Regions from separate parts of the Homo sapiens genome. Here region 1 is linked to region 2. The links are chromatin loops, found by intact Hi-C in ENCODE. Cell type or tissue: endothelial cell of umbilical vein. All regions are shown on one strand. Each heading gives the region's core, and the rest is flanking DNA. Links, peaks and the distances in the headings are about the cores only.

Region 1 (4,499 bases), core at 281-4,280, 270 kb before region 2:
ATCATGCAAATACGTGATAACTGCGGTGGGAGCTCTGATGGTTGTGGAGAATAGGGACCGTGAACTCAGGTCTAGAGGGACGGGGTGGGAGTTAGTGACATCAGATCCCTCGCCCCCGTGGAGTCCCTGGACACTTGACTGCCCGGGGGGAAGGGCTCGGAAGCCCTCTGCGACCTGAGGGAGCTCCCTCTCAGGTCGGGACTGAAGGAGCCCCTGCTCCCAGGGTGTTTGGGTGGTCTCCTTAAACACTTGAAAGAGGCAGAGGTTCGGAGGCCGGAGGGAGGCCCTGGTAGGGCAAGTCGGAGGGTACCAAAGGGTTGGCATGCTGATATGAGAAAGGATGGTGTTTTAATTTGTGAGACCCAGAGCTAGTCACATTACGGCTCCGGGCGTCTTTCTCATGTTAAGCGGAAGGGTTTAGGCCTCAGAGTCGTCCTTGAGAATAGACGTGGGGTAGCAACTATTGAGTCCTGAGAGGATAGGGTTGGGGTTTGGGCAGATTGGCTGTGCACGTCTTCCTGAGCCCCTAGAGGTGGGGAGGCACCAACAGGGTGTTTTGGTATCTGTCTGTACAAACAACCAGGCCAGGCGTCTGGTAAAGTTGGCCTGAGGTAAAGTAGAAAAGTGAGGAAGTGGGCTTCGTAGGAAATCATTGGGGCTGGTGGCTGCTTGGGTGATCTCAAGCACTTTGTGAGCCTGGGAAAACGGGCTATGATGTTAAGTGTGTGGGGAGTGCAAACAGTGGCTTCGGATCAGGCCTAAGGCAGAGAAAGGGGTTGGATGGAGTCTGTGTTCCTGGCACCAAACTTAGAATTGGCTGGATATTTGAGAGGCCAGGTTTGCCAGTGCTGGAATGCAGCTTACAGGTTGGTTAACACCTCACAGGTTCCTCAAGGGTAAGAAACCAGAATGACAAGCCATTATTAGAGTTCAGATTTTTGAATCCTGGGCTCCATTTGTTAAGAGCTTGAGACCATGTTATGAGGCACTGGACAAGTTTAGTAACTTCCGTGCCTTAGTTATCCCCCATGGAATGGGGATAATAATACCTATCTCACGGGGTTGTTCTGGGGATGAAATAAGATAATATAAAGTGCTTAGCATAATGCCTGGGTTATGGTGAGAGATTTATGTGAATGCTGTGGCTGGGAACTAGTCTCATATTCTCAAGTTTTTCTGCAAGTTTTGATGGCGTCCCATTTCTCTCTTCCTGGCTCTTTTGGTCTTCAGGCAGCAGTCCAAATTCCCTCATTCCTCCCTTCTAGCCCTCTCCCAGGATCCAGGCCCTAGACTGGGCCACTTGCTCTGTCCCAGTTTGATTTTTTCATCCTAGGCCCCTTCTCCTCCCTGTCCGCGCCCCTCTCCCTTTCCCCCCGCCCGCTGTCATAATAAGAGATTCAGGCTCTGAAGGGGCTTCTGGAAGGTAGCAAAGGTGCGTCGTGTTCTCTCCCAGAGACAGGACCTCCAACTTCTCCGCCCTGGGTCTTTGGTACCAGGCCAGCAGATGTGTACAGTTTGGGAGAGAGGAAAAGCCAGAGCTGCAGGAACAAGCTGAGGAGCGGGCAGATGGGAGTCCTGAAAAGAGAGCCAGGCGTGGTGGGGGGAGGTGTGGGGAGGGGGCCCCCTTCCTACTAATCCTCTCTCCAGGAATCCCTGGCTTTGGGACAGGACGGCTGTCGTTTTGTTGGGGGAGGCGCCCAGGCTGGGTGCATGTCCTGGGCCACCAGCCAAGAGAACATGATGTTCCCAAGTGCGCTGGCCGCCGCCCTCTCGGGCTGGCCGCCTCCCAAACCGCTGCCTCTCCAGTCTCTCCAGCCTCCCTGCCCCACATTCCGAGGCAGCTTCGCCCCGCCCCCTTCTTCCGCTTTGACGTCACTGCTGTCTCCCGCCCCCTCGCCTCCATTGACGGCAGCAGGGCCTGGTTACTGTGGGGACGGTGAAGCAGGACAACAAGAGTCTTGGGAGCAAGCGGGGGCTGCTGGAGGGCTGGAGCCTTTTGTCTATGCAAAAGACAGGGAGATGGAGGCGGGAGATCAAGGACTGCCTGGGTTAGGGGAGATCACACCTAAATCCCTGAAGGGGGAGAAAAACCATGTTTCCAGGGAAGAGGTATCTGCAAACGAGATAAGGCCAAAGCCACAGTATGAGTTGGGGTGGAGAGGATCATTTTCAGGGAGAGGAGACTGAGAATCCAAGCTCCTGAATCTTTTTTTTTTTTTTTAATAGAGACGGGGTTTCTCCATGTTGGTCAGGCTGGTCTCGAACTCGCTACCTCAGGTGATCCGCCTGCCTGGGCCTCCCAAAGTGCTGGGATTACAGGCCACCGCGCCCGGCCTCCAGGCTCCTGAATCTTTTGTTTTCCTGTTTCGATTTTTCTGGGTTAATTTATAACACGATCTTGTCTCAGCTTTTCCACAGAGCCCTCCCCTTCACCCTTCCCTCATTGTTCAGGAAAGCTTAGGCCACGTGACAGTGAGGGGAGTGCCCCCACAATGATTATGTCAGCAGCTGCTTGGAGGCCTGTTCATCTACTACCCACGTTTCCAGGGAGCCCTGCGAGGAACTACTCATCACGGTCCTGGATGGAGGGGGCTGTGTAACTGCAGCTCTCCTGAGCCCAGACTAACATTTTATTGCCTGCAAATCGTGCCCCTGTTCTCTTTCTAGGACTACTCATCTCTTTTAGAGAATCAGAATTCCCAGCCCCCTTTCTCCTGTTGACACTCTTTTCCCACCTCCCCAACCTATCCTTGTTTAAAAAAAAAAAAATCATGTTTATCGATCACTTGCCATGTGTCAGGTCCTGTCCTGGGCTCTGGAGACTACAGTGAATGAGACAGATGACGTTCCGTCTGGGCCCCTGGAGTTTGGCTTTCTCTTTTCCAAGCAGTGGAAATATGAAGCCCTTGCCACCCCACATTTCTCTGTCTAGGGCCCCAGCTGGCCTCTTCTCTGGGCCATCCCCTTGGTCCCTCTGTAGTCCTGGCTTCCTGGCCCCCACTTTTGGGGCAGCTTTAACTGTGGGTGGCTGCGTCCTCTGGAGGAAAGTACTAGACACCACGTAGGCTGCCCGGAGACCTTGTCTCTGAGTGGCCATAGAAGCACCTGCCATTGTTTCCCTTCACAGCCACTATTGGCTCTGGTTGCCCCTTCCATTGTCCGCATCCTTCCTCCACCCACTCACCCACCGGTCACACGTGGACCCTTAACTGTCCTCTCCCAGGATTTGAAGTGTCAGAGGAAGTGCTTCGGTTAAAGGGCTTCATTATGTAGAACGAAGGTTGGGAGGGAACAAGGTTGGGAAAGGAACCCAGGAGAGGCCCAGGCAGGTTTCTGTCTCTCCCCTCCTCTCAAGGACCACCCATCTCATCCAGCGTGGCCTAACTTGCAGCGCCATTCCTTTTCCTCACCCTTGGAAAGGCGAAGATGCCAAGATGTTGTGTTCTGCAAGGCTAGTGCGTTCAGGAAGTAGACAAGTCTTGAGCACCTACCCCGGGCCGGGCTTTTTCCCTAAAGAGGCGCAGCGTATCTCCCTCTCTCCTCCCTTCCATTATTCAATGTGCAAGCGTCCTGCGCCCATTGGCTGGGCGGTGTCTGGGGCTCTTCAGCCCAGCACCAGCACCCAGGTCCACGTGCGCCCGTGTGTGTGACACAGCCCTGACCTTAGTGGAGACCACTAGCCAATCAGGCGCCGGGAAGAGATCCCCAGCCAATCGGGGGCGGGGCCTGCGGCTCCGTCGGCAAGAGGCCAATGAGGGGGCAGTGCCCGGCATTATGCAACCCGCCTCCCCGCCCGCCCGGTGGAGCTTCCACTCGGCTGCGGGCTGGAGCGGCGGCGGGCAGGCGTGCGGAGGACACTCCTGCGACCAGGTAGGCATCTCTGCGGCCATCCTGGGGCCGATCTCCGTCCCTGAGCCGGACCGCTGCCACTTCCAATCTGATGGGCTACTTTCGGCCCAGGCAGAGGGCACACTGTCGTCCTTACCGCTACCCACCCTCTCCCTGCCCCCAAGGACCGAAGTCCTCCTCGAAATCTTGCACCGGGAGTCTGCACTCCTGACCCACTCATCTTACCTCCAGCTTGTCCCCACCTCCCCGTCCCAGCTTTCCCGGCCCCACAGCCGACTCTCAGCGGGCATGCCCCGGTCTTCTTGCTCGTTACTCGAGGGGCCCCAGGTTTGCCCCGGTACCAGGACCCTATTAGGCTTTCAGCGCTCCCCGTGTCTCTGTTCTCCAGTCCCTGGCCCTGCGCCGCCTGTGATGTCAGCCCACTTCGGACTAGAACATCCCGTTCCCAGCGCTGGTTCCTGCTGTTGGCCACAACCTTCCCTTTTCCCCTGGCGCTCAGAAAATGCTCAGTAGTAGGGGTGTGGTTGGACGGGGAGTAGGGGAAGAAAGATCTGTTGGCTGTTGTGTGTCTTCTGCCCAAGGCTTGGGGTTGGTGGGGGGGTCTGGCCAGAAAAGTAGGGGACTGAAGAGAGAGGATCCTCGGGTCCTTG
Region 2 (4,241 bases), core at 242-4,241:
AGCAGCCGAATGTCATCCTTATCTTTGAAGCAAAAAGCATCAGAAAACCTAAGCCTCTAGGTTTCCAGCCTCTGAGGCCCCTCAACTTGCCCCTTCCCCACCTCGGCAGTTCCCACTCTCTAGGAAGCATTAACTCCTCCAAGCCCTGCCTCCCTTCACTGGATGCAAACAGAAAGTGTTTCGAGTACTCTGGGATGCTCTGGTTCTGAATGGGAGGTCAGGGGTCAGAAGAGAAGAGCAGCCAAACCACTCCCCTCCCTCCCCTCCTACTAACAAGAGACCAGGCTCCAGGCCATGGGCTCTGACTGTGGCAGGTCCTTTCAGTCACCGCCAGGGCTCCTCCTGCCTTCCCCCTCACTTCGCCAGCTGGCATCCTGCCCAGGAACTGGGGAAGCCATGCCCAGCTGCTGGCCTGGCCTGACCCCAGCACTTGGAGTGGGGAGACACAAGCTGGCAGCTCCCTAAGCCAGATGCTGGGGAGGGAGAGCCAAAGGTGGACACCTGGGTTCTCACACTAACACCCTGGGGCCCTGACATCCTTTTGCCAAGAGGGAGGCCTCTATTTACATTTCCTCGGATAATTACCAGGCATCCTGTCACCCCAACACAGTCCTGGAGGAAAAGAAATCCTCAGCTGGTCATTTTTACTTCTTGCCCACAGGATCACAGTGTCTGCCGCCTTCATCACACAGGAGAAAGTCTCCACAATTACCTAAATATTCCTCCTCCCAAGTAGCCTAAAACCTACCTTCAATTCTATTCCCATCTCCCTGCTCCCTTTGGGAACTAGGGGGCCATACCCTTTGTTTCCCGATCTCACCCTTCACCTCCATATTTTGTTCCAGATATCCTGACCCATTCATCTATACGCAGTATGGGAGACCCAAACAAAGATATAGGCACAGACAGACACACCCAGCATATGCCTTCTCAAAAGCACGCGCGCGCACGCGCGCACCCACACCCACACACACTCTCAGGCCCACAAATCCAGAGGATGGCCTGTACCTGCTTCAGCAGGGATAGGTCCCTGGCTTTCTCCCCAGATGTCTCTGCCAGAGGACCCCAGGCCCCCCACCCCATTATCTGTGAAGGTGTCACTCTGTGAAGGCTTGGGGAACGGAACGGAGAGTTACCCCACATAAAGGAAGACAGGATGCCCCACAGACCTGGGGCCCTGGGGCTCTGGTTCACGTCCCTCCCCTACCAAGCACTAGACTAACCAGCCAGACCTGTCTAGTACAGAGAGAGGCAGCCGATGCAAGATGGGAAAGCCTGGGCTTGGCCCAGCCCCTAGCTCTAGGACACACAATCCTTTCTCCTTCCCTCAACAGCCAACGGAAAATTAGCCACAATTAACACCAGAGGCCTCCGTTTCCACTGCCTCAGAGTCGCTGCCTCGCCTTCCTTCAGTGCCACCTTTCCTGCTAACTCCAGCATCCTGTGTCCCCTTGTGCAGGAAGACACTCTAGGACTGTGTGCGTGTGTGCAGGGGGGTGGCTGCCAGAGCCCGGGTGTGAAACGGAATGGGGACTGTAATAGGAAGTCAGCAAGGAAGGCGCCATGCCCCAGCAGCCGGCTCCCCCTGGCCCCAGGGACTTCGGTTGACTTGAACATGGAAACGCAGGCTGCCGAGGCAGTGGCAAGGGCAGGCCAACTGGCTAAGGTTCAGGGACACGGCCTCGGCCACCACCAGCCAGGGGTGGTGCACAAGCCGGTTCACTCTACTCCCCACCCCAGCGGGAGGTTCCCGAACTTGGGCAGGCGTCGGTGGCGGGAGAGGCAAAGCGAGAACGGCAAGGAAAAGCAAGGAAGGGTAATAAAGCAAATCTAAGTCCCAACCTCGGTCTCAGCAGCCACTCAATGCTGGCCTGGAGCCCAGACTCTCCCACATCCCCGGCTCGGATCTCAGGGAGGCAGGGAGGAGAGAGGCGGGGGCCGGAGGGCGCAGGGCGGAGCCTGGCCGCCCGAGCAAGCGGGAGGAGTCTCGGCCGAAGCCTCGCCTCCCGCCCGCCCCTCTCTTCTTCTAATCTCACCATCAATCTCTCACACATATATTTATTTTTTCTCAAATTCCCCTCCCTCCCCCACAACGCACCACCATAATAGGTCTGCTGCACATGCGTACTGCAGGCAGGGGGTGGGTTTGTATTTTCAGACCTTTTGCAAAGAAACTACCAGAATTTTCCGCACCACCCACAATCATTCCCCACCCCCACCCCCAAGGAATCACATCTATATATTATGTTATATTATTTCTCTCGACTTGCCAGAAGGGGGAGGGAGAAGAAATGAGTTTTTGGCTTCCTGCTCCCTTCCCCCACCAACACGACTGCTATTATTTTAAACGTTTAACAATGTAAGGAGACTGGAGAGAGGGGGAAGGGATAAAATTGGTCTTGAGTAAGAATGTAAAACAAAATGGTGAGAATCAAAGCAGTCGGAATGGAAAACAATGGAAATCTCTCCTGTGCACAAATGCATACTCTAGACAAGGAAGAGCGAGGGCAGCCTGAACAAATTTCCTTAGAGGAGGGTTCTTTTCCCCACACTTAGGTAGACAGAAATAATGAGTGTGCTAAAAATAATTTCCCGAAGTTTTACCTCCGAAAGTCATCTGAGGGGGTGTATCTGGGTCACTCATTCGACTTGGAGGGCTGAAAGGGAGATAAAAATTGCCCAGGGGGAGAGGGGAGGTGGGTTTTCATTTCAGTTGTAAAATGTAAGCAGCCTCTGACGTCTCTTCTGGTCTATTCAGAAAGCCAAGAGGGAAAGGGGAGGCCGGGTTGACACAAAGACCCATCTCAACCTCGGATCCTTTCACGCTTCTCTCCCCAACGTACCCAGATCCGGGACCCACACCACCCCACCCCAGACTCCAAGTCCCAATACAAATAGGTGAGCGCTGCCAAGCCCCTGGCAGGACCTGACGGCCTTTCTTTCCCTCTTTTCAGCGCCTCTGCCGGAGGCAACCCCAAAGGCACCCTCTCCCCACAACTCCTCATTCCTCCTCCTCCTGCCAAGGCAGGGGGCTCTCTGGGAGAACTTTTTCAAAACTTTACCCTTTTTCAGACAAGCTTGGGGGGCGGGGAGACTTTATCCAGTTTCCAGGAGACACACATCCCTCCCCGACCCACAAGAAAGCACCCCCCGCTCCCCCAAAGGTCGTCTCGGCTAGACAGGAACGTTTGCCACAGAAGCCACACGGATCAATATGACAGTTTTACAAAGAGCCCGGAGTTGGCCGTTTTGAAGTTTGGTGCATTTGTGCCGCATGGCAGCCAGAGGCCCGGGGGTGCGGAGGTCCCCCTGCTGTTCCCCAAGCAGGGGGTGTGGACACCCAGATGCTCACCTATCCCAAAGAAGACTAGAAATCACTCCACTAGGAGGGTGGTCTGAGGGGGACACCGCTGGGCGCCTGACGCGGCGCAGCGGTCTGGAGAGCGCCGCCCAGAGAGTGCCGCCGGGTGACTTGTCACCTCGGGGGACGGGTGCTGAGTGATGGTCAAGCTGCAGAACAGCTGGGTGGGCAGTTCACGCCCCCCAACGTGCTCAGGGAGTGGGTGGTTTCAGCGAGAGAGTGAGTGACAGTGAATGGCAGCCACGTGAGAGTCACAGCTGGGCAGCTTGGCCACCCCAGACTGACGGGGTCAAGAGGGGGACCCCCCCCACCGCACTTGACACAAAAGAGCCCAGAGCCCCGGCGAGATGAAGGGGGTGGAGCCGGGGGTATCTGGTTCCCCAGACACTCTTCTCTCCGCTCCCCAATCCGAATGGACTGCTGTCCCTGCACAGGCTGGGGGAGCGAGGGGACGAGCTCCTGCCTTATTCCAGGAAGTGGTCTGCGTGGACTGTGGCCACCACCTGCCCCTACTCATCAGCAGCCCACAAACATTCACAAGACCCCTCCCTCGCGTGCCACCGCATGCCCCTCAGTTGGCGGGCACCTAAGTCTCCGCGGGTGGAGGGGGGTCCGATGGACACCGTCCCCACTCTGCCTGTCCAAGTCCTGAGCGGAGGGGGCAGGCCCGTCGGCTGCTCCGTGCGGGGAAACCCCACTCTCCCTCGGTCCAACCCCACCGGGGCCAGAGCCCGAGGGGCGCTCGCGCGGCCGCCCCTCCCCCACGTGCCCCTCCCCCACGCCGCCGTCCGGCCGCCAGGGTCTCGGCGGTCCCTCGCTCGGCCAGGGAGGGGGCCCTGGCTTCGCCTTGGCCGTTTCCTGCCTACCCCCTCCCCGCCGA

The links. Peaks named below come from ENCODE experiments on the same cell type or tissue, not always from the same donor. Only the 100,000 strongest peaks of a DNase experiment are listed, where the experiment ranks them.
Region 1: a loop joins it to region 2, with 17 times the contacts of the local background. A loop is called at or near these places in 2 of 110 quality-filtered maps.

Annotation. Positions count from the first base shown.
Region 1 is chr17:8,151,708-8,156,206 of GRCh38, reverse strand. PER1 (period circadian regulator 1) reads left to right here and starts at 3,803. Exons shown (of 23, transcript NM_002616.3): 1 at 3,803-3,870. RefSeq lists enhancers at 1,759-1,898, 1,150-1,930, 3,562-3,856. In endothelial cell of umbilical vein, for the core only: no CTCF peak of the experiment used is centred there; DNase peaks (open chromatin) are centred at 1,866, 2,476 and 3,726; H3K4me3 peaks cover 1,099 bases; H3K27ac peaks cover 4,000 bases.
Region 2 is chr17:7,885,445-7,889,685 of GRCh38, reverse strand. CHD3 (chromodomain helicase DNA binding protein 3) reads right to left here and starts at 897. Exons shown (of 40, transcript NM_001005273.3): 1 at 586-897; 2 at 1-22. The coding sequence starts at 685. RefSeq lists enhancers at 1-465, 3,785-3,834 and silencers at 1,875-2,034, 4,085-4,164. In endothelial cell of umbilical vein, for the core only: a CTCF peak has its summit at 344; DNase peaks (open chromatin) are centred at 385, 2,045 and 3,585; H3K4me3 peaks cover 2,929 bases; H3K27ac peaks cover 3,617 bases.